3 separate regions of the Homo sapiens genome follow, and regions 1 and 2 are each linked to region 3. A link is a loop called in an ENCODE intact Hi-C map of the cell type or tissue named here. Cell type or tissue: PC-9. All regions are shown on one strand.

Region 1 (8,000 bases), 350 kb before region 3:
TGGTGAAACCCCATCTCTACTAAAAAATACAAAACTTAGCCCGGCATGGTGGTGCACGCCTGTAGTCCCGGCGAATCGGGCGGTTGAGGCAGGAGAATGGCTTGAACCTGGGAGGCAGAGGTTGCAGTGAGCCGAGATTGCGCCACTGCACTCCAGCCTCTCAAAATAAAAACAAAAATAGTAAATAAATAAATAATTTGTTAATGTGAATTTTGTGTCCCAGAATGTGGTCTATCCTGGTGAATATTTCATGTGAGCTTGAGAAGAATGGGTATTCTACTGTTGTTGGAGGAAGTGGTTTATAGATGTCTGTTACATCCAGTTGATTGATGGTGCTGTTGAGTTCAACTCTGTCGTTACTGATTTTCTGCTTGATGGGTCTGTTCGTTTCTGATAGACGGGTATTGCGGTCACCAACTTTAATCATGCATTCATCCATTTTTTTCTTTGAAGTTCTGTCAATTTTTACCTCATGTATTTTGACGTCTGTCATTAGGTGTGTACGCGTTAAGGATTATTATGTCTTTTTGGAGAATTGACTCCTTTATCGTTATGTAATGCCCTTTGTTGTCCCTGGTAGCTTCTCTTGCTCTGAAGTCTGCTCTGCCTTTCTTCTTTACTTTTATTTTTTTACTCTTAATTGTAAGATACCTGTTGAAAAGTGCACATACCATAAACGTTCATCTTGATGAATTTTCACCAAGTGAACACACCTCTGTAGGCAGAACGCAGTTCAAGAAGCAGAATATAACCTGGATCCCAAAGCCGCCTCGTGTCCTCTCTTAACAAAACCCCTCCTCCATGGGTAGCTATTCTCTGCAGTCTAACATCATCAAGTAGTGTTGTCTGGTTTTTATTTTTCTTTGTTTTCTTTTTTCGGACAGAGCTCACTCTGTTGCCCAGGCTGGAGTGCAGTGGCATGATCTTGGATCACTGCAACCTCCACCTCCTAGATTCAAGCGATTCTCCTGGCTCAGTCTCCCAAGTAAATTACTACAGGCACACAGCATCATGCCTGGCTAATTTTTGTGTGTGTATATTTTTAGTAGAGACAGGCTTTCACCATGTTGACCAGGCTGGTCTTGAACTTCGGACCTCAAGAGATCTGTCCACCTTGGCCTCCCAGAGTGCTGGGTTTATAGGCATGAGCCACCATGCCTGGCCCTGGTACTGAACCTTCTGTAAATGGAATAAGATAGAACACAGTCTTCTTTAACAGAATATTGTGATACCTACCCAGGTTTTTGTCTGGTTAATTTCACTGTTGTATGGTATTTCATTTTGTGAATGTAGCTCAATTTAATGCCTGCTCAAATTCTTAGGTTAAAAATTTCAAAAACATTTTATTGTCTGATAACTATCTTTGATTTGGATGAGTTATTCTGCGTGTAACACCTCTGGACATTGGCATGCATAGCTTGTGTGTCTGCTCAGCAAATTCCTCTGTGTCCTTCCAAGCTCTGCTCAGCAGGGCGGTGGTGTATTTTTGCATCTGTTTTGTGTACTGCTGGATTGCCAGTGCCTGGTGCATAGCAGGTACTCAACAAATATAGGTCACGTGCAGGCACCAGTGAAAGGCCATTTCCTGGAGCTTCCCTGAGCTTCCCAGCCTGGCCAGTGGCTTCATACACTACTACCTCTCCATGCTGTGATGGTGTTGGACACGGCTTACCCCCTCACCATGCAGACTGGGCCAAGCCATCCCGTGCCTGACAGCACACAGGACAGGGCCTGGCATGGAGTCAGTGTTTGGTGCATGTTTGTTGAGCAAATGTCTGCTTTGTAAGCCGGGGTTGCTGGTAGAGATTTTGGTGGGTTGGGGAGGCCAGAGGGATGAGCTGGAGCTGGTATTATGGAAAGAATGTAGGAGCCCTTTTCTGTCCTGTTGGTAACCCTTGTTAGATACCCTGTCTGAGCCTCAACTTCATTGTTTGTAAGAAAGAGGATGATTATTCCAACCTCACAAGATTATAAATCAATGCATGTGAGGTCCTTGGTAAGCTCTAGGCTCTATAAAAGTGCTGTCAGCATTAATCTTGTTACCTCCTCCTCTTCCTTTCATACTTCCTCCTCCTTTATCATCATCATCAAGTCAGTGACTTTTCGGGGGACCCAACAAAAGCATGAGGTTCCTGCCTGTGTGAGTTGGGGTATATATGATGCAATAACAGCCTGAGCTCTGGAGCTGAGGACATGGGATCCAGTCCTGGCTTTGCAGGTTTGTGACCTGGGGCAAGTACTTAAGAACTTTGCCTCTCATTTTCCTCATTGGCTAAATGGGAAAATCACAGTTCTACCTGATTTGGGTAGTTTCAGCCTTAGCCATGGCAATCATTGTAAAGTTTTTAGAACAATGGCTGGCACATGGTAAGAGCTAAGTGTTAAGTAAATGAAAACCCTACTATCAGAGGCCTATGCCAGCAGGATGTTTGGTCCCTTTATAAGAGATCAGGAGGGAGACAGGTGCAAGGTCTTTCTCTGCTGTTAGCGTTTCATCCTCCTGTGTGTTGCTGCAGGGTCACAGGCTGGCTGCTGCTGTTCCAGGCCCCACAGGCACTCCAGAGCAGGAAGCAGGAATGCAGTCAGGACTGCAAACTGCACCTGCAATGGTGACAAATGCTTTTTCTGTAAGTGGCTCTCTCTGTCTATCAGCAATCTTTCCCAGAGGCCCCAGAAGCCTGTTCCTCTCCTTTCATTAGCTAGAGTCGGAGCATGCAGTATCTGTCACTGTGTGGGGGGACCCAGGATGGAGGAAAAGTCACCTGGAGGTCTATAGCTTTGTGCTGACAACATACAAGATGGGTCAGTGGCCCATGACACAAGAGTGCAGGGGCCAGTGGGGCTGCTTTCTGCCTTCCCTGTCGAAAGCCTCCCTGCCCCGGGTTGTGTTTCTCTGCTCTGGGTTCTGTCTTCTATCTCTGCTGCCTCATAGATAGGCCCCTCTCCCAGTCACCTGGATGTGCTGGGGGCACGGAAGGAGAATATCAAAGGGCAGGTGGTCTCTCTCAAGGAACTTTTTGTTCTGCTAATGGTGAAAGCGTATTGAGGGCTTCTGTGTGCTGTGTCAAATGCCCACACCCTGTAAGGTAGGTTATCTTCTTCTCACTTACACACGGAGGCTCAGCGGGGCCACACAGTCAGAAAATGTTGGGACCTGATCTTGTGCCTGGGTCTGTGGCTCCTGCCCTAGACAGCTTGAGTGGACTTGACCCCAAGGAGGGCTAGGCATATCTCCAGGAAGCCATGGGATGCCCACACCACATTTTTTCAGGGCGACTCTAGCTACCAGTGCCTTTCAGGGCAGAGGCCATGAATGGTGAAATCAGGGATTTGGTTCTGGAAGAGCTGGGTGTGTTGTTTTTAAAAAGCCTTGGTTGGCATTGCATTGAGCACCACTCTGGGTAGTCTCTGGTCACAGCTCTAGGTAGAGAGTCCCTCAGGGATGTGGTCAAAGGTGCAGGAAGTGAAGTTCAAGGCTACGTCGTCAAGCCAGGTCCAAGGACCATTCCCACCCGCCACTACTTCAGGTGTTGTTTTTCCAGGTGACCAGCAGAGGGCGCGGCTGCCCACCTGACGAACCTGGCCTGTGTCAGAGTGGTGGTTTTGCCTTCATCTTTCCTTGGGTCCTGGAACTCCCACACTGGTGTTTTGCCTTCTTGTTTCTCTTTAGATGGTTCCCTATGAGTTTAGCCTGAGATCGTGGCTTGAGCAGTTCTTCTTAAGCATTTGAAGTTTGCTGAATGAGTTATTTTTACATTAAGCATGAAGAAGAGTTCCCTGGAGCCCCAGAGAAGAAACTAGATTGTCCTGGGGGACTGAGGCAGCAGAGGGAGCATGAGCCCCTCAGTCCCACAAAGCCCGGAGCCAGCTTGGCCGTGGGGAGGCTGAGCCTTCACTCCTGGAGCAGGGCAGTTGCCTGGCTAGGCTCCGCCGTGCACATTCATTCATTTATTCATCAATGGATATGTATGTACTGGGAGACTACGACCTCCCAGGCACATTCTTGGGTGAACAAACACAACAAAAATCCCCGTGCCTGTGAAGCCGACATTGCCACCATCCAGGTCCTTGGCCCATCAGCTCCCCAGGGAACTTCAAGGCTCCCAGGGCCTTAGGAGAGCAGTTGGTAGCATAAGAAGACGGCGGAATTGAGCTAACCGTCTAAGTGCCCGCAAGAAGTAGCCTCAGGCCAGTGGTTGGTTTCAGTTTACAACCCCATTGTGATGGGCAGCAGACTCTTCCACATCACCCCAAAGGCTGCTTGTCAAACGGGGCTCCTCCTCTTTGCTGCCTCCTCCCTCCCTGATCTGATCCTCCCCACCCAGGAGATAGCATCACACCCACCCTGTTGTCAGTATCAGATTTGCTGGTAACCTCAATTCTACCCCCCTCATAAATAGTTAACTAGAAAACAAAACAAAACAAAACAAAACAAACCCTGGAGGTATCCTTGACTTCTCTCTCTAGTCCCCCGTAGCTCATCCATCACAAACCTGTGGGAGCCACCTTCAGAGAACACCGAGTCCAGCCTGCTGGGTGCCTCTGCCTATTCCTGCTGGGCCAGGCTGCTGCTACCACTCACCAGGATGATTTCCAGCCTCCTGGTCCATCCTGCTGCTTCCTCCCTTGCCCCACATGTCCCTTCTCTGACAGCAGCCAGAAGGATGCTCTGGAGACCCACCACTGCCTCAGTGGCTTTCCACCATCCTTGGAACAAAATCAGGCTCTTCCTGAGGTCCATGAGATGTTGCATGGTCTGGGTCATCCCCTCTTTGTGGCTGCAGATCCTTGCTCTGGCCTCTTTGCAGGGACTTCAGGGCTCCATGCTGCTCCCACCTCATGGTCTTCGCTCAGGCTGTTCCCTCTGCCCGGGGCGCCCTTCCTCCCTTGCATGTCCAGTTGGCTTCCATTTGCCCTTGCACTTCCAGAGCATCACTTCTTCAAACCAGGCTCCCTCTCTGCTCCAGATGAGGCATGCTGCACTCTGTACTCATTGAAATTAATTGATCCTTTGATTCATATTAGTCAATCTTGTCTTCTGTGCTAGACCTCAAGCTCCACAAAGCCAATGTGCAATCATGTCTCATTCATGGTGGTATTCCTGGCAAAGTGACTGTTTGGGCACAGAATAGATTCTTAGGAAATATTGGATGGTTGGATGCATCCATTGGTCTGTACCTGCTTTAAGAATGAGACCAACTTGGGAGGTGTGTGGGGGTGGAATTGGTCTTGGGGTACCATTCCTCACCACTCCCTAATGAGCAGGGGTGCCTCATACATGCGCTGTGTGTTGGAGGGGTTCTGCCATCCCTGAGCCACCTTTGCAGTGATGTGCTCCCTGGCTGCCCCTGGGCAGAGGAAACTGCCTTTGCCTTTGCGGTTTTGTGAGTTTTGAAAGGGACTTGGGCAATTTGGACTGACTCTGTCCCATCTTTGTGGTTCTTCAGGGAGCAGTGTTGGGTTATCGGGGCTGCCCTGAGTCAGGAAATGGCTTTGGGTTTTCGGATCAAGGAGATCAAGGGGCAGAAGGGGGGTCCTTCGATGAGCTTCTATCTGATCTAGAATCTGGGTGGAGACAGGGAGGGTTTCAGTGTTGATTATGCCCACCAGGGCAAGAGGCAGAACCCAATCCTCCAAATTCAAAGCTCAGCCTAGTGCCTCTACATGCTTTTTTTTTTTTTTTAAAGCTTTATTGAAAGAATTTACATATCATTAAGTTCACGCATTTAAAGTATAAAATTCAGTGGTTTTTAGTATATTTACAGAGTTATGAAACCATCACCATAATCTAATTTTAGAACATTAAGAACATTTCTAGAACTCAAAAAAGAAACGGTACCCATTAGCAGTCAGCCCCTCTCTTCTCCCACTCCCCATCCTCGGCGTCCACAGATCTGCTTTCTGATTGGATGGACATTGCATATAACTGGGTTCATGTGGCACGTGGCCTTCTGCCACTGGCTTCTTTTACTTGCATAATGTTTTCCAGGTTCATCTGCATGTGATTGTGGCACATGTCAGTACGTCCCTCCTTTTCATGGCTGCATATTATCCTACAGTTAGGATGGACCACATTTTATTTACCCATTTATCAGTCCATGGACATTTAGGTTGTTCGTAATTTTTTGGCCATTATGAAGCTTTGTTCATTCCAATAGGGTTTCTGCAATGGCCTTCCAAATCCACCCCTTGCCAGGGATCTTGTTCAGGAGGGACAATTGGTGACTTTCACAAAAACCTGTTGTGGGCCCTCAAGGCTGGAAACCCTCCTCCAAACAGGTGCCTTTCACACACCTTGGGGACCAGATCCTCACAGGGCTCAAGCCAGTCATGGTCTGGAGATGACCGACTTTGAAGTCCAAAGTCTCTCCGGCAGGCAATTTACCCGGAGACCTTATTATCTTCTATTGGTCAGTAGAGGTGGGATTGCTAACTTTTTTTAAATTTAAAACTATTTTTAGTATGGAACATCTCAAAGCCAAAGAATAATATAAGGAAAAGCTCCAGCTCTACCTACCTTTAACAAACCACAGTGCTTTGCTAAAATATATACTTCTAAGAAATAAAACTTGGTTGCATCTCATCTTCTGCTTCCCCACTCCATGTGGGCTCCTGAGCTCAAATGCCAAGTCTTATCCTTTTATATGTTTTTAACCCTCATCCATACACAGTTTGGTGGAGTAGGTGAATGGGTGCTGCTGTGTAGACCATCTGAAGGGACTAGGGATAATTTTTGGTGGTGCACGGACAAGGCAGGAACATTGGCTTAGATAGAAAGTTCCTTCCATTCTTTGTCCTTATGGTAACATTAAGGAGGATGTCTCTATTCGGTGCCTGCCTGGCTGAACTCCTCTCTCACCCTTGGGCCCTTTTTAACCACACAGGAGACAGCTCAGGCCAAGAGTGGACTCAGGTATTGAGTTAGTGCCGTGGTCCCCCCCACCAATGCCAGCCAGCGAGGCTGTGCTCCATCAGTCCTATTGAAGGCTTCCTTTAACATGCATGTCGGCCCGGTGTGGAGGTGCACACTGTACTCCCAAGTACTAGGAAGGCTGAGGTGGGATGATTGTTTGAGCCCAGGAGTTTGAGGCTGTAGTGCACTATGATTGCCCCCGTGAATAGCCACTGCACTCCAGCCTGGAAAACAGAGCAAAACTCTTTCAAAAAAAAAAAAAAAAGAGAGAGAGAGAGAAAAGAAAAAATATGTTTAAGTGCAAAGAGTTGATTTAAAGACAAATCTTAAGGGATGGAAGGATAGGTTTTAAATAGGGAAGGCTAAAAATCATAGGGATGGTTGGCAAATGACAGACAGCTGGAGACCTCTGGTGTGATCTTTCTCCTCCCCCCCACCTATAGCCAGTCTCTGGGCTCTATCCCTTCCTGCCCATCCCCACCATTTCTGCACCTGCCGTGGCTGGGTCAGCTGCAGGCTTCCTTCCAATGGAACTGAACTGTCTCAGGTGTTCACTCACCCAGACTCGGAAGGGGCCCAAGGCATGGTTGGGGGCAAGGATTCAGAAACCTTCCCATGGGGCCAGTACTCAGTGTGTCAGGACAGCCCCTGGGGACTTGGAGTGGGAGGTGTTGAAGACCCACTTGGAGAGACCCTGGGCCAAGAGCATTGGCTGTGGCCCAGCTCTTCCACGTGCTGGCTTGTAACCTGGGCAAGAGTGCTCACCTCTTGAAGTTGCCTTCATCTCAAAAGTGGAGACCACAGTAGCTCTCACCTACCAGGGCAGTTGTAGGAAGGAATGAGGTCCCCATGCAAAATGCTCAGTCCAAGGCTGGCAGGCCACTTCACCATCCAGCCAGCACATTTTTATGTGGATAAAACGTATCTATTCCTAGCAGTTTCCCACCAGTTTCCTCTTTGTTTCCTGATCTTAATTGCCAACTGTAATTAAATGATTATTTGGGCATCTTATTAGTGTGTTGGTGACCATTCTCGGCTTCACCCTCCCCCTTTCCCGGAAGACTCAAGGAGTTGGGGCGTCTCTGTG
Region 2 (8,000 bases), 170 kb before region 3:
TGCAGTGTGTTGAGTTCAAACCCCATTCCCACTGTCTCGCCTGATACATTGTTTTCACATCTCCATGGGGTGAAAGCAGAAAGCACCAGGCAGCAAATTAATCAATTATTAATCGCAACAACTACTATTTTATTCATTTATTCATTTATTCTCCCTCTCTCCCTCTCTTTCCCCTGTTGAGGGAGGTTTGGCAGACGTTGTCTTATCCCATGTGAAAAAGAAAATTTTTGTTATCAAACGTTTTTGTGAACTTCAGTTCTCTATTAGAATGGAGAATGCATCTGCATGAGAATTTAATTTTTGGAAATGGTGGAGGCCCTATGCCCACATGCACATGCGTGCCCACACACACAGGCTTGCACATGGGGTGCCTTCGTGGGTATGCCTGGTCAGCGGTGGGTGAGCAGGGCCTTGCGCTCATTCTCCAGTCATCAAAAGCGAATTTTATGAGAAACAGTCTTTGTGTTGTCACTGCCCCAAGATTTAAGTTTTAAAACCTGTCAAGAAAAAGATGTTTGTGTTTTGTCTTTTCTCTGTGCTGAACCCAAGAGTCATGACCACACCTGTCTGGTTTTTCACAGTGTCCCAGCTCTGGGCGCAGTAGAAACACGTGATGAGGGGGAGCGAGGGACTGAGGGGCTGCTATGGGAATCCGGGCTGCAAGGGAAGAACCTACTGATGGAAGGAAGCTGACTTCTCCAGAGCCCCCCAGCTGCCTGTGCTGCTGCTCCTCCTGCAGACAGCTTCTCCCAGGTGCTCATGACAGCAAGGCTGCAGGCTAGGACTCACCACTGTGTCTCACCTGGGCCCATGTAAGGACAGCACAGGCCCTCCACTTCATCCATGCTGTAGTCTTAGTCCCTTTGAGCTGTCATAACAAAATCCCTAGACTGGGTGTCTTATAAACAACAGAAATTCATTCCTCACAGTTCCAGAGACAGGGAAGTCCAAGATCAAGGTTCTGACACGTGGGGTTTGGCAAGGCCCCACTTTCTCATAGGTGGTGCCTTCTATGTGTCCTCACATGGCAGAAGGGGCCACAGAGCTCTCTAAGGCCCCTTTCCTAAGGGTACCAATCCCATTGGTGAGGGTTCCACCTAATGATCTAATCACCTTCCAAGACCCTACCCCCCGAATACCATCACATTGGGGTTAGGCTTCAACATAGGAATTTTGGGGGACACAAACATCTGGCCCCTGGCATTGGGAATGTCACAGGGAGGGCTGTCTGTGCAGCTGGGTGGGCCTCCGTCTCTGGGGCTTACTCTGCGTAGAGAGACTTGCTGCAGGATTTGACCACCCCACGTGCCTCGACATGTTTCTTTCTAGCTCTGTGACCTTGGAAAAGTTTCTTAACCTCTCTGTGCTTCAGTTCTATCCCTTGTAAATGGGGGTGACAAGAAAGTTCTTATGAAGGTCAACAGGGGTGCTCACCGAAGTATAGCTTTGTCTCATTGTGCTCAGTGAGCGTTCTGGTTGCCGTGGTAATCAGCACTGTCACCCTCATCATCACTGTGGTTAAGGAGCATATAGGAACAAGGAAGCACTGGGCATCCACCGCTCATCAAAATACTGCCTCACAGGCATGAAGCAAAGTTTAGCTCCCAGTTTGTCAATGTTCCGTAGCTGATTTGTGCTATTCCTCATTCCTCGGCCAATTCATCAGTGAGAGTGTTGATGTCCCTGCCGCTGCATAGGTACATCTGTTCTCCATCCAGACATGCAGTTACATGTGTTTGTGTAACTGGCTGTGGTTTTGCTTGCCTGCTTAGCAAGGGACAAGGGCAAGGGGAATTAATCACCGGGGTCTATGTGCCAGGACAGGCTGGCGGGGACCTTTGGGTTGGTCAGGAGAAACAAGCCTCAAGAAGGCCTCTCGATGGCACCTGCCATGAGCCACCCGTCCCAGACCAGGTTGGGTAACCCACGGCGCCCAGCCTCAGATTACTCTGCCCATTGGGATGACCCTGGGCAGGTGGTGGCACATCTGGGCCCTGGCTGCCTTTCGGTAGCTCACAGGTGATGTCAGTGACCCCCTTGTCAGGTTGTCCTGGGGGCGGATGAGACAACGCTCATGGAGGGCCTGGCCTGTGTGGGCACATGGCGCTCACGTGGTAGCCCTGCTGCCAAGGTTTTCTGAGGGTGTGTCCCAGCGGCAAAAGAAAAAAATCTGATATTTGTACATTATTTATTTATAAACTATACATTAGGGGTACCATGCTAATATACTGTGTACTTTATAAAATATACATGCAAGATAGTAATAAAAGGTGACCCGAGAGAGTGACTATGTACATATTAATATGTTCTAGCACAGCCTGCCCCACTGTGTCCTAGGAGTAAGGCCCTAGGAAGTATATTTCAGCAAGCACAGGGGGGTTCTAGTGCTGGTGCAGGAGTGAAAGAGTAAATCCTAGCCCCCACAATCCCATGAGTCAATTCCAGTCAGCTAGGCGGTACAAGAGTAAAGGGACATACGGGATTTCCCGGCTTTATAGATTTTTTTTAAAGCTTCTTAAGACACACCCTTGCTATGTATTCAGCAAGTACTATATGTCCCAATCTAGGCCTCAAGGATTCTAAGGAGAAACTAGACACAGTCTCCAACCCTCTAGGAGCTCATGACTGACCTTAAAAGCTGATGTTCACCATAAACTCAACAACGCAAAAGAGGGCTGGGTCGGGAGTTGAAAGGTGTATTAGTCCGTTTTCACACTGCTGATAAAAACATACCTGAGACTGGGTAATTTATAAGGAAAAAGAGGTGGTTGTTTTTTTCATTTTGTTTTGCTTTGTTTTTTGTTTTGTTTTTTCTAAGACAGAGTCTTGCTCTGTTGCCCAGGCTGGAGTATCGTGGCACGATCTTGGCTCACTGCAACCTCCACCTCCGGAGTTCAAACAATTCTCCTGCCCCAGCCTCCCAAGTAGCTGGGATTACAGGTGCATACCACCATGCCTGGCTAATTTTTGTATTTTTAGTAGAGGCAGAGTTTCACCATGTTGGCCAGGCTGGTCTGGAACTCCTGACCTCAGGTGATCCACCCACCTCGGCCTCTCAAAGTGCTGGGATTACAGGTGTGAGCCACCACACCCAGCCAGAAAAAGAGGTTTAATGGACTTACAGTTGCACCTGCCTGGGGAGGCCTCACAATCATGGTGGCAGGCAAGAGAGAATGAGAACCACGCAAAAGGAGTTTTCCCTCATAAAACCACCAGATCTCATGAGACTTATTCACTACCACGAGAAAAGTATGGGGGAAACCACCCCCATGATTCAATTATCTCCCATTGGGTCCCTCCCACAACACTTGGGAATTATGGGAGCTACAATTCAAGATGAGATTTGGGTGGGGACACAGCCAAACCATATCAAAATCCTAAGACAAATGTGTGACGCCAAGAATGTGGTGACACGGGCATTTGATGACATGGAGAACGTTACACGGAGAGAGGCAACACTCAGGCAGTTCCTGGTACTGTCTAAATGTAAAGAAAGCCTTCTTTGCAGGCTCCGGGATCCTTTCCCCAGTAGACATACTTGTAAAAAGTGAATGCTAACGTGTTATTTGAATGCCATTTTAAGTGTGGGGAGGGTGTACTGAAAGGCTTCGTGCAGTGTATGCTTCTGTAAAGTGAAGAGCCACCTGCAGCGAGTGAGGACTCCCCCACAGTCGTCTCCATGGTGACTTCACAGAACAGCAGGCAGCCCCTGCCTTTTCTTGAAAGTTGGGGCTAGAGATTTGAAAGGCTGTGGAAACCCAGCCACTCCCTGCACTGACACCAGATGGCGCTGGAGATGCTCGCTGGGATGCAGGATGCTTGTGAGAACCTGGTCTCAGGACGACCTGGTGGGCGTCTTGCAGCGGAGGCAGGTCTGGCCCAGGGTGGTTCTGGCTGAGCACCAAGCAGCAGAGCTCTCAGAGTGGGAACGCACAGCCCCAGTGACAATCAGCTGAAACAGGGCTGCCCCCCGCCCCGCCCCACCCCGGCCCTTTTTTTTGTTTGAGCTATTATTTCCCATCAAGTACCTTGATAAGCACTTTTCATGCATTTTATTGCCTAAGTCCCTTGACAAGGTGATAAGACAGCTGCTATTACCGCTTTTTTTGTTTGTTTGTTTGTTAACAGTAGAGGAAAATGAGGCAAAGAGAGGGGATGAAACTTGCCCATTTTGAATCCAGGGCTTTCCAGCTCCACAGCACATGACTGTAGCCTACTGTTCGTCCAATGCGTAAGCACATCATAGGTGCCAGGCACTGCCCTGGGTGCTGTGGACACAGTGATACAAGCCAGGGTCCCAGCCCGCAGGTGCCTGCAGCAAGGGGGAGGCAGGAGCCCCCAGGAGGTGATTTCAAGATTGGGGCATGAGCACCAGATGGACACAGGCAAAGAGTACTCTGTGATTTGTGCATCTGAAAGCAGCTGTTCTGGGCCAGCCGTGTGCTCTTAAAAGCATTGGTAGGAACTGTATCCGTCTCCCTGGGGCCTGGGCCTCTGCACTTTGCAGGCTCCGCAAGGGTGAAGGTCAATCTTGTGTGTCCTCTTGGCTGAGCTGTTCCACCCAGCTATTGAAATGCTAGTCTGCATGTTGCTGTGAAGGTATTTTGTAGATGTGGTTGTCACCTGCAGTCGGTGACTTTAAGGGGCTTTGAGTGGCCCTCTCCAGTCAGTTAAAGGTTTGAGAATAAATTGGAGTTTCCCAGAGAAGAGGAAATCTTGCCTCAAGACTGCGGAATCCACTCCAGCCGCTGGCCTGCCCTCCAAATCCAGGACTGTACAGCCCCCGCAATCGCATGAGTCAATTCCTTAAAATAAATGTCTTAAAACACACACATATGCACATATATGTGTGTGTGTGGATGTATATATATATATATGTGTATATATAGAATGTGTATGTACAAACATGTATGTGTATGCATATGTATATGTGTGTGTGGTGTGTGTCTATCCCATTGCTTCTGTGTCTCTGGAGAGCCCTGACCCAAACACCAGGTGACTCTCAAGAGCTGCCAGGGTGGAGAACCAAAGCTTTAAAATGAGGAGTCCTGGTCATCAAGGTAAAGGCTTTCCACATAGGGACAGCTTGAGCCTGGGCGTGGAGATGAGACGCGTGAGGTGCACAGGGTAGCGTGGTTGTTGCATAGCCCAGTGTGAGACCTAGGGACTGGCCAGGGAGAGAGACCTTTATTCACCCTGTAAAGAAAGCTGGAATTCAAAAGACACCAAAGTGTGAAGCCTCTGAGGGTTGTCCCAAGTCACTCACCTCCTGGCTATGTGGCCTTGGGCTACACTGTGGGACGTTGTCATCTGCAAAATAGGAAAACTAAATCCTAGCACCTGCCTTATAGGGCTGCGGGGAGATGACATGGGAAACGCATTCAAAGGCTGCCTCTGGGCCTGGCATACCGCAAGGGCTCATTCAATCTTGGCTGCTCTTGCTGCCACTGGTGGGAAGCAGTGTGGGATCTCCTGCAGCTGAACTGATCTTTCTGGAGTGCAGACCTGATGCCGTCTGTCATGATTCAAGCCTTGGAAAGGGCCCCAGGACTTTCCGAGGGTGGGAGGGTGGGCTCCAGAGAAAAGACAGGGAGGGGCCATGAGGAGGCTCAGGCAGGAGGGGATGGGGTCTGCAGGGAGTGTCAGAGTCAGCTCCAGCTGCCGTAACAGGATACCACAGAGTGGATGCCTGAAACGACAGACGTTTGTTTTCTTACCATTCTGGAGGCTGAAAGTCCAAGAACAAGGTGATTTCCAGTGAGGCCTCTCTCTGTGTCTTTATAGGGCCGTTCCCCTGTGTGCTGGTTGGTGAGAGTGGGTGATGAGTACTCTGGCCTCTGTTTCCTCTACAGGGACACCAGTTCCATCAGATCAGGGCCCCGCTCTTGCAACCTCCTTTAACCTTAGTTACCTCCTTACAGGCCCTACCCACAAATACAGTCACATTGTGGGTCAAAGCTTCAACTTGTGAATTCTGGGGCAGAGCGGTGGTACACAGGTGAATCATAATGTGGGAGACTGAGGCAGAGAGGAGAAACTGGCAGGAGCTGGGGAGTGGGGATGGTGCTGCTGGACTCCATTCTTGCAGCTGTGGGCCCCTGGCTGCAAGAGAAAGCGCAGAGGGGAGGAAGCGGGAGATGATTCGCCAGCGACCTGAGTTGACTAGAGAGGGGCCCTGCCCAGCTCCACGCTGACAGGGACCATATAGTCAGTCAAGAGCGTTTATTGAGCACCTCCTGCATGCACTGTGAGGAAAGCCAAGTCACATCCACAGAGGAAGGCCGTGGTCAGCAGCACCAGCATCTGTCCAGTGGGTGTGTCCCTGGCATGTTGCACCAGCACAGCGTGTGAGGTCCGATCCTTAAAGCTGCTTCATTTTGTTTTCCAGCAGCCCTCTGCATCCCCTGCTTCTGCATCCCCTACTTCATTTTGTTTTCCAACGGCCCTCTGCATCCCCTGCTTCTGGTTTTCCAACGGCCCTCTGCCTCCCCTGCATCCCCAGGTAGCACTAGACTTTTCTGTTTATTTGCAGGTAGTGAACTGCCACTGAGTCTGAGTCGTAAACACTGTTTGGATTCAGAGGTCAGAATATCCTTCCCCTGTGATGCTCAAACTTCTGAGTCAGTTCGGTGTTTTGCCAGCTCCCTCCTCAACTGAGCCCCTCTGTGGCAGGAGGCCTGGGGCTGGGATCCTCCCCTTTGCCCTGCTCATTCCCCAGCTTCTGCGTGTGTGCCCCCAGGGAGTGCAGGCTAGCCTGGTGTCTGGGGGCCTTGGCTGGGCTCTGAGCTCTGTGTGGCCATTCAGTTTGCCCACTTGGGTCCCAGTCTGTGGGGCTGGCACCTGCTGGAGGTTCAATTTCCCTTCAAAAAAGGTCATGGTGATCCCTCTGAGAATTACTTTGAGAACCTGACAACTCAATGATGTGAGATTGCCTACTCCAAGGCCCTTCTGTGGGGGACAGCGAGGGCTGCTGTGGCCTCCTGCTCCTCTCTCTTTAAGATGAGCAGGTCCATCCACAGCAGCCCAGGGAGCAGCCCTGGGGGCAGAGCCATCAAGGACCTGGTGGAGCCATCCTGAAACTTCAACAGGTCAGGGTGGCCATTGTGCGCGGCATGGCACTTAGCACAGCTGAGCAGTTAAAGGGGTATATGGAGGGCCCTCTGTGCAGTTGACAGGTGTCTGTGGAGCACTCTCTGTGCCATTGACGGGTGTCCATGGAGCGCTGTCTGTGCAGCTGACAGGTCTCCACAGAGCACTCTCTGTGCAGTTGACGGGTGTCCATGGAGCTCTTTCTGTGCAGTTGACAGATGTCCGTGGAGCTCTCTCTGTGCAGTTGACAGGTGTTTACAGAAGTCTTTTTCTGTGCAGTTGACGGGTGTCCATGGAGCGCTCTCTGTGTAGTTAACAGGTATTTACAGAAGTCTCTTTCTGTGCTGCTTGTAGAAGTCCTCAACAATGGTGATCTTCACTAATCACTATTTTTTTTTCAGGAAGTATGCAGGACTTTTGCAATCCAACGTGCGTGTGTTATTTTAAATTTCATGGCTATGGTGGCAGTGGTGTCAGAGTAAGGGAAATCATGCAGAGTGGAAGCAAGAGGAAACCCTGTCACTTGTGCCCTATTCTGTTGCAAAACCATGTCCCAGTGCTGGCCTAGACACACGGGGTAGGAAAATAGACACCACGTTTTTGTAGGAAGATTGGAGAATAGTGGTCTCCTTGCACTTGACCTGCTGTGAAGAGTTGATGTTAACTTCTTGGTGAGTATGTAAATTACATCCATGGGCACAGGCGTTCTCGCAGAGGATGCCCCATCCAGGCCTGTGATGCAACTGCAGTGCCCTGGCAAGTGCACTGGCTTCCGGGGCTGGGCTGGGGAGGGCACTGAGCTGAGATCCAGAGGAGGAGCAGAGGTGGGAGGGTCTCACAGGCTCAGAAGCTCCAGGGTGGAAGGAAGCCCAGCCTTTGAGGGACGAAAGGGAAGAAGACAGGCAGAGATC
Region 3 (8,000 bases):
TTAGTCAAAAATAATGATCTGTTTCAGTTTGCAAGAGCAGGATTTTATTATTTTGCTTGGGGTGAGGGGCGGGAGAGTGGAATATGAGTAAGGTTGCTGAATGAATTCTAAACTCGCTTATCTGGTCTTCAGGCTTCCCAACTCTCTCCAAGCCTTCTTATTTCACTGCAGTTAAATAACATCTTCTTGTTCCTATAGTTGTGCTGTGAGTTTTCTGTTCATATTTGCGCAGTGTATTTTAATACGGCCCATGTCATTATAGTTGATTTTATCCCTTTAAACAATTACTGTATTTGTTTTTGACGTAGAGGTTTCAATTTTTTCACCTTGGGGGCAAATGAAAAACTTGGCATTTTTCATTTGGGAACATATAATAGCTTGTAAACTTTTCAGACAGCAGTAAATGTCTGAAAAAATATCAAAAACAGCATAAAGACAAGATTATGTAGCTCTAATTATACGTATATAATTATAAAAAACAATGTGCAAGGGTTATATTTTAAGGTCTTTTAAAATCTGATTTTGATCATACCAAATGACATAATATTTTTTATGGTAGCCTTTTACTTTCAAGACTTAATTTTCAGACTTGTACAAGTTCCTTCTTACATTCTTTCCCTCTCACACCATCCTACTGGAGAAAGCATACTTTTATGCTAAGATCTTACTTTAAGCTTTTTATGTGAACAAAAGATGTACATATAGTAAGTATTACTTCCGTAGTCCTCAAATTTACTATAACTTTTGTACTTAGTATATGTTTTATATTTGGAAAACAGCACTACGCTTAGTTTTCCTGTAGTTCCTGAGTGATGTCTGTGTGTTCCTTGCCTGCCCTTTTTTGTGAGCACAGATTAGTCTGTTATCCATGGCTGGCACTTCACTTATGATCCTTTCTCTGCTAGATTTTTATGCAGCTCTCTATGAAGTTTCATGGCCCATAGATATTCAAAAGCAAGATATTCTATACATATGTGTATATGTATATATACTCCTTATGTTAATACTAAAGTGTTTATGCTGAGTTGCTGCCTTTCCCCGTCATGTATCCATGTGCATGCTCTTAGAGACCTTGAATGGTTGAGGGTAAAGTGATTTATTAGTAATTCTACTTGCCTTGTGTATGTCTGAGCTGAAAACAATCGTGATTAAGAAATTTAGAGGTGGCTGGGCGTGGTGGCTCACGCCTGTAATCCCAGCACTTTGGGAGGCCGAGGCAGGCGGATCACCTGAGGTCGGGAGTTCAAGACCAGCCTGACCAACATGGAGAAACCCTGTCTCCACTAAAAATACAAAATTAGCCGGGTGTGGTGGTGCATGCCTGTAATCCCAGCTACTCGGAAGTTTGAGACGAGAATCTCTTGAACCCGGGAGGCGGAGGTTGTGGTGAGCCAAGATCGTGCCATTGCACTCCAGCCTGGGCAACAAGAGGGAAACTCCGTTTCAAAAAAAAAAGAAAAAGAAAGAAATTGAGAAGTAACGCCTCATAATATTTGTTCCCAGCTTTTTAAATTGAAGCTGGTTGCATAATCTGGGGAATAGTCATAATTTCATGTGTTATACAGTTTAAAAAGCCTGCAAAAGTGACTTTGCTTGTTTACTTTCTGCCTCAGATTGACTATTTTAACCAATATTGTCACGACTAGATCATAGCTCCTAGTGAATAACATGAGGTGTTTTAAAGTTAGGTCTATTACAGAATTAACATAAGCACAATTTTAATTTTATGATATCTGATATGCCTATCTAATACATCTTAATGCATTAAATGCTGCAGATAAGAATCTTGCTATTTTTCAAGTAGACAACATTAGAAAGTTGAATCATGAACTCATTCAATTCATCAAGTCAAAAGCACTGAGTGTTTTGCTAGTCTAGTGACATGGGTTATTGTATTTCCGAGAAGTGCCTCTCATTTCTGGGGAGTTGTTTACATATACCCTGCATTTAAACCAATTAAAACAATCCAAGTTTCTTTAAAAAAAAAAAGAAAAAGAAAAAGAAAAAGAAAAATATTTTAGGCTTAGAATTATCTAATGGAAAAAATGTAAAAAAGTACAAAAATGAACTAAAAGTATATCAGTATTTGCAGTATTTGCTGTGATTACTTAGGTTTAGACTTTCTCAACTTCTTAGATGACTAAATGGGCTGAAGACTTGTAACTAACTTGAATAGGATAGACTTCATACCCTGTGACAAAAAGGATGGGGAAGAGAATATCATTGGTCTTGCCATATACCTCCTAGCTAAAAGGAAAATGGTTTGTAGTTGTTCTTGGGCCTACTGTGTTGCTTTTCAGAAGGACATAAGACTTTCTACTTTATCTGATATGGATATCGTCTACTTCCTCATTCCTTTATGCTCACTTATGGAGTAGTTACATAGAAATATAACTCTTGGTGGTACTGTATTTTAAGGTAATTCAGAAGCAGTATGTATTATTTATGTACATGTACAGGACACCATTCAAAATGGCTTGAAAATATTCAGCATGTTTGTTATTTGCTGTTATATTGTATGTTTAGTTTTGTATGTGATAAACAGAATTGATGTAAGTTTTTGTGGACTTGAATTTCTCCTTCCTTGAGATCAATTAAACAGCAGAAAAATATTGTCTGGATTTTTCTGGTATTGTTTTGTTTTGCTTTTCATGCAGTTCTCTTCTGAAGCTTGCCTTTATTTTCTCCCTGGTTATTTAAAGGAATTGCCCAGGATGAAATGCTGTTACAACTCCTGTCTTAACACTAAGCGACATGGGTGGCCAAAGCACAGGTTAACATTACCGGATATATCAGAGAAGCATTGCAGTACATTTCTTGAGTCGCTCTTCCACTTACTACTCCATGTTGAGGATTAATTAGGGTAGCAGGATGCAAATTCAGTAAGCATAAATTAAGGTAACCTGTGATGTAATGAACTTGCACCTTTATGTACATATCCGGAAACGAGTACCATCTCTTTCAAGGAAGTGGCCTGGTTAGGAGATAGCAGTTTTGAGCAGCTCCAGCTGCAAACATTCTCAAAAGCCCTTTGCTCTTCTTTCTAACTTCACTCTGACAATAGGGTGCATTCTTTTGAGTCTACCAAATTGTGGCAGTAATGTTCAGTGGCTTAAAAAGTAAGTTTTTGGATATGTTTTGAAAATTAACCACGCTGGAGGTTTAAAATCTTTTTTTTTTTTTTTTTTGTACAGGAAATGTATTATTTTGGGCTGTTGCTGTTTTATTATCCACAAGGTGGCGACCAAACCCTTTCAGATAGCAGTGAATTTGGCCTGTGAGTACCTTCTAGTCAAATAAAAAGGTTTTTACTGGAATCAAAAAGAAATGGAGAGAAAAAGACTTTTTGACTTCAGGCCCAAAGCATGTTCTTTATTTAACTTCACTCTGCCATCAGAGAATACAGTGGTTTATCATATGCAGTTAGGTGCTGTGGAGGATTCTCTTTGATTCATTGAACAGTCTCACATCATAAAACACTGTATCCAGCATAGAATCGTCCTCAATGAAGTAACATAAATCATCAATTTATAAAAATCTTCACAGAGATCCCTGTTTCATAAAATGCAATTTGAATATTTTTGTCTTCAGCAATTTAATGTATAAGGAATTACTGTAATAATACTGGAAAATATATATGGAATTAAAAATGGAATAGTCATAAATAATTGCCCTAGCTTAAATGAGATTTTAGAGCAAACAAATAACACATATTTAACTTTAGATTACATTAAGCGAGGACAATTTCATGTGAGCTCCTCCCTAGACCTACTGAGTCAAAGTCTGCATTTTAACAAAATCCTTGGCACATTAAAGTTTGAGAAATCTGCTTTCCTGGTACTTAAGTCTGCAAGTTTGAGTGACTACCTTTATGGTGGGTGAGTAGCTGGTAGGCCCTCTCCCCCTCAAGCAAGCCATTTGCTTATCTAGCCCTATTTTCTCCGTAGTTTAAAGGCACTGGGCTGGCTGCTTACCTAACAGGTTGCCTAAATGAATGATTCACGGCCTCTGATAAAATCTGCTCCACAAGTGAATGCTAAGGAGTTGAAGTTTATTTATTTATTTTTTTCAATAGCTTTTAGGGTACAAGCGGTTTTTTGTTACATGGATAAATTATATAGAGATGAATTCTGAGATGTTAGTGCACCTGTCACCCGAGTAGTGTACATTGTACGTCATGTGCAGTTTTTTATCGCCAGCCTCCCTCCCAACTTTCCCCTACTGAGTCTCTAAAGTCCATATGTCACTCTGTATGCCCTTGCATATTCATAGCTTAGCTCCCACTTCTAAGTGAAAACATAAAGATTTGGGTTTACCACTCCTATGTTACTTCAGTTAGAATAATGAGGTCAGGAGTTCGAGACAAGCCTGGCCAACAAGGCGAAACCCTGTCTCTACCAAAAGTGCAAAAATTAGCCAGGCATGGTAGCATGCGCCTGTAATCCCAGCTACCCAGGAGGCTGAGGCAGGAGAATCCTGGAACCCGGGATGCAGAGGCTGCAGTGAGCTGAGATCGTGCCACTGCACTCCAGCCTGGGTGACAGAGCAAGACTCTGTCTCAAATAATAATAATAATAATAATAATGACCTCCAGCTCCATCCAAGGTTTTGCAAAAGACATTGTTTAGCTCCCTTTAATGGCTGAGTAGTATTCCACAGTATACTATATATATGTGCGTGTGTGAGTGTGTGTACATATATATCACATTTTCTTTATCCACTCAGTTGATGGGCACTTAGGTTGGTTCCACATCTTTACAATTGCGAATTGTGCTGCTATAAATATACGTGTGCAAGTGTCTTTTTCATATAATGACTTCTTTTTCCTTTGGGTATGTGTTAGTCTGTTCTCATGCTGCTATAAAGAAATACCCAAGCCTGGGTAATTTATAAAGAAAAGAGGTTTAACTGACTCACAGTTCCACATGACTGAGGAGGCCTCAGGAACCTTACAATCATGGCGGAGGGCACCGCTTCACAGGGCGGCAGGAGGGAGAATGAGAGCTGAGTGAAGGGGGAAGCCCCTTATAAAACCATCAGATCTCAGGAGAACTCACTCACTATCAGGAGAACAGCATGCGAACCACCCCCATGATCTAATCACCTCCCAAGAGGTCCCTCCCATGACATGTGGGGATTATGGGGACTATAATTCAAGATGAGATTTGGCTGGGGGCACAGCCAAACTGTACCAGGGCAGATACCCAATAGTGGGATTGCTGGATCAAATGGTAGATCTACTTTTAGCTCCTTAAGGAATCTCCATATGTTTTCCATAGAGGTTGTACTGATTTACATTCCCATCCGCAGTGTACAAGCATTCTTTTTTCCCCACATCCATGTCAATATCTATTGTTTCTTGAGTTTTTAATAATGGTCAGTTTTACAGAATTAAGGTGGTATCTCACTGTGGTTTTAGTTTGCATTTCCCTGATGATTGGTGATGTTCAGCACTTTTTTCACGTTTTTCTTGGCCATTTGTGTATCTTCTTTTGAGAACTGTCTACTCATGTCCTTTGCCTACTTCTTAATGAGATTACTTAGTTTTTTCTTGCTGATTTGTTTGTGTTACTTGTAGATTCTACATACTATTCCTTTTGTCAGATGTGTAGTTTGCAAATATTTCCTCCCATTCTGGGGTTGTCTGTTTACTCTGCTGATTATTTCTTTTGCTGTGCAGAAGCTTTTTAGTTCAATTAGGTTCCATTTATTTATTTTTATTTTTGTTGCATTTGCTTTTTGGGTCTTAGTCATGAATTCTTTGCCTAAGCCAGCGTCTAGAAGAATTTTTCCAATGTTGTCTTCTAGAATTTTTATTGTTTCAGGAAACTGGCAAGCCACATGTAAAGGAACGAAACTGGATCCCTATCTGTCACCTTATACAAAAACCAACTCAGGATGGATCAAAGACTTAAAATATAAGCGTTCGGGCTTCTTAGATCACCTAACCACCTCATCTGATTTTCCTTACATTCAGACTCCTAGATTTTCAAACTCCAGGTGTGGAACACTCACTCGACTTCCCTTGTCTCTTTCCTTTCACTCACTTGGTCATTTTGTCCAGGATTAGAAGAGTGTTCACCATCTGTCAGCAAGCTTTTCCTCTAAACCCATCTCTTGAGATACTCTGCCTAAATAAAGCAAGGAGAAAGAAAAGGAAGTCTTTGCTTTTCTCGCGTGGTGTTTTCAGTTTTCTAAATGCTGGAATGAAATGCTTTTTATTTGTAGAATTTATATAATATTGAAATAGCTTAACAAGTTTAATTGAAGATGTTCTGATTTTTTAAAGTATATATGTTCACCTTAACAGAACAGTTTTTGATGCAGGAAGATAAAAACAGCTGTTTAAATCTTCCCCTTTACTTTCCTTTCCTTCATTTTCTCCTTTCCTAAAGAAGCATAAACAATTTATGTCAGGGGTGTCCATTCTTTTGGCTTCCCTGGGCCATACTGGAAGAATAATTGTCTTGGGCCACACATAAAGTACACTAACACTAACAATAGCTGTTAAGCTAAAACAAAAAATGCAAAAAAAATTATAATGTTTTAAGAAATTTTATGAATTTATGTTGGGCCGCTTTCAAAGCTGTCCTGGGCCACAGGTTGAACAAGCTTGATTTACAAACATAAATGATAGAAGAAAGAGCATGGCGATTCATACCACTAGTATGATTAGCATTGGAATATACTTGCAAAAAGTGAAAATGCCTTCAATAAGTTATATCTGGCAGCGTTTTTGTTTGTTTTTCTAATTGCATATCTGCAACTACATATTAGTTAAAAAAATTGGGGCAAGAGATTAAAATCTCTCCAAGATAATTTTCTGGCCAGCTCTTAGTGGCTGACAAGATACCAAAACCTAAGTTTCAGTATGCACGCTCAAATCAACCCATGTGATTAGTAATCAGAATTGAAAAAATTCTTAGTCCTTGAAAAAAATCCAGAAACACAAATGATGGATTATTTTATTCTAATATGAAATCTAATGAACTTCAGCTCTTAATATATGTGACAAGATATTGGGGTACAACTAGAGATACACTATCAGGTATTGGGTAAAACTACACTTAATAATGATGAATGCATCATGAGGGCATCCCCGCCTGGCTTGGGCTTCTGCTTGGACAGTGGTCTGGCTGGTCAGGCCCCATGCCCAGCTGAAAGGAAGAGAACCGAGGTGGACAGCAGGACTGAGGGAAGATGACAAACACACTGGACTCTACCTGCATTTGGCATTTCCCATATGGATCAAGTAAACAACAGAGAAGTAAAGTGCTGATGGAGTTTTCCTTGATGGAGTCAAATTCACCTTCTGGTTTTTTCCCAATATTGCATTATAAATTTTTTCAGGCCAGGCACGGTGGCTTACACCTGTAATCCCAGCACTTTGGGAGGCCGAGACAGGTGGATCACCTCAGGTCAGGGGTTTGAGACCAGCCTGGCCAACATGGTGAAACCCCATCTCTACCAAAAATACAAAAATTAACTGGGCATGATGGCACATGCCTGTAATCCCAGCTACTCAGGAGGCTGAGGCAGGAGAATCGCTTGAACCCGGAAGGCAAAGGTTGCAGTGAGCCGAGATTATGCCATTGCACTCCAGCCTAGGTGACAGAGTGAGATTCTGTCTCAAAAAAAAAAAAAAAAAATCAAACATATACGAAAGTGGAAAGAGCTTCACAGTGAATACCCGCATGCTTACTCTCATAACCAGACAGTTGCCACCTGGCTGTGTCTACTCTGTCCATCCGTCTAGCCACCTAGCAGTCCCAGCTGTGGCCTATTCCAGGCATCAGTATCCTTCCAGCTTCTGCCTGCCATGCTCACCCTCCAGGGCCTCCACTGTGGGTAGCTGTTTTATACTATATATATATATATATATATATATATATATATATATATATATATATATATATATATATAGAGAGAGAGAGAGAGAGAGAGAGAGAGAGAGAGAGAGAGAGAGAGAGAGAGAGAGAGAAAGAGACAGAGTTTCACTC

The links. Hi-C counts contacts between places; a loop is a spot of excess contacts. Peaks named below come from ENCODE experiments on the same cell type or tissue, not always from the same donor. Only the 100,000 strongest peaks of a DNase experiment are listed, where the experiment ranks them.
Region 1: it touches region 3 in a loop (4-fold over the local background); 2 of 110 quality-filtered maps call a loop at or near these places.
Region 2: it touches region 3 in a loop (6-fold over the local background); 14 of 110 quality-filtered maps call a loop at or near these places.

What each region holds. Positions count from the first base shown.
Region 1 is chr20:59,595,278-59,603,277 of GRCh38, forward strand. It overlaps a transcript of PHACTR3 not described here. Among named protein-coding and RNA genes, the nearest start is that of PHACTR3, 5.3 kb to the right of the region's middle. In PC-9, CTCF peaks have their summits at 3,571 (motif pointing right) and 3,772; no DNase peak of the experiment used is centred here; H3K27me3 peaks cover 7,735 bases.
Region 2 is chr20:59,779,455-59,787,454 of GRCh38, forward strand. The region is part of intron 7 of PHACTR3 (phosphatase and actin regulator 3); the gene reads left to right. Among named protein-coding and RNA genes, the nearest start is that of SYCP2, 150 kb to the right of the region's middle. In PC-9, CTCF peaks have their summits at 3,790 (motif pointing right) and 3,992; a DNase peak (open chromatin) is centred at 3,794.
Region 3 is chr20:59,946,060-59,954,059 of GRCh38, forward strand. It overlaps FAM217B (family with sequence similarity 217 member B), which reads left to right. Exons shown (of 4, transcript NM_022106.3): 4 at 1-2,621. Among named protein-coding and RNA genes, the nearest start is that of CDH26, 8.4 kb to the right of the region's middle. In PC-9, CTCF peaks have their summits at 3,239 (motif pointing right) and 3,439; DNase peaks (open chromatin) are centred at 2,386, 3,262 and 3,972; H3K27ac peaks cover 1,071 bases.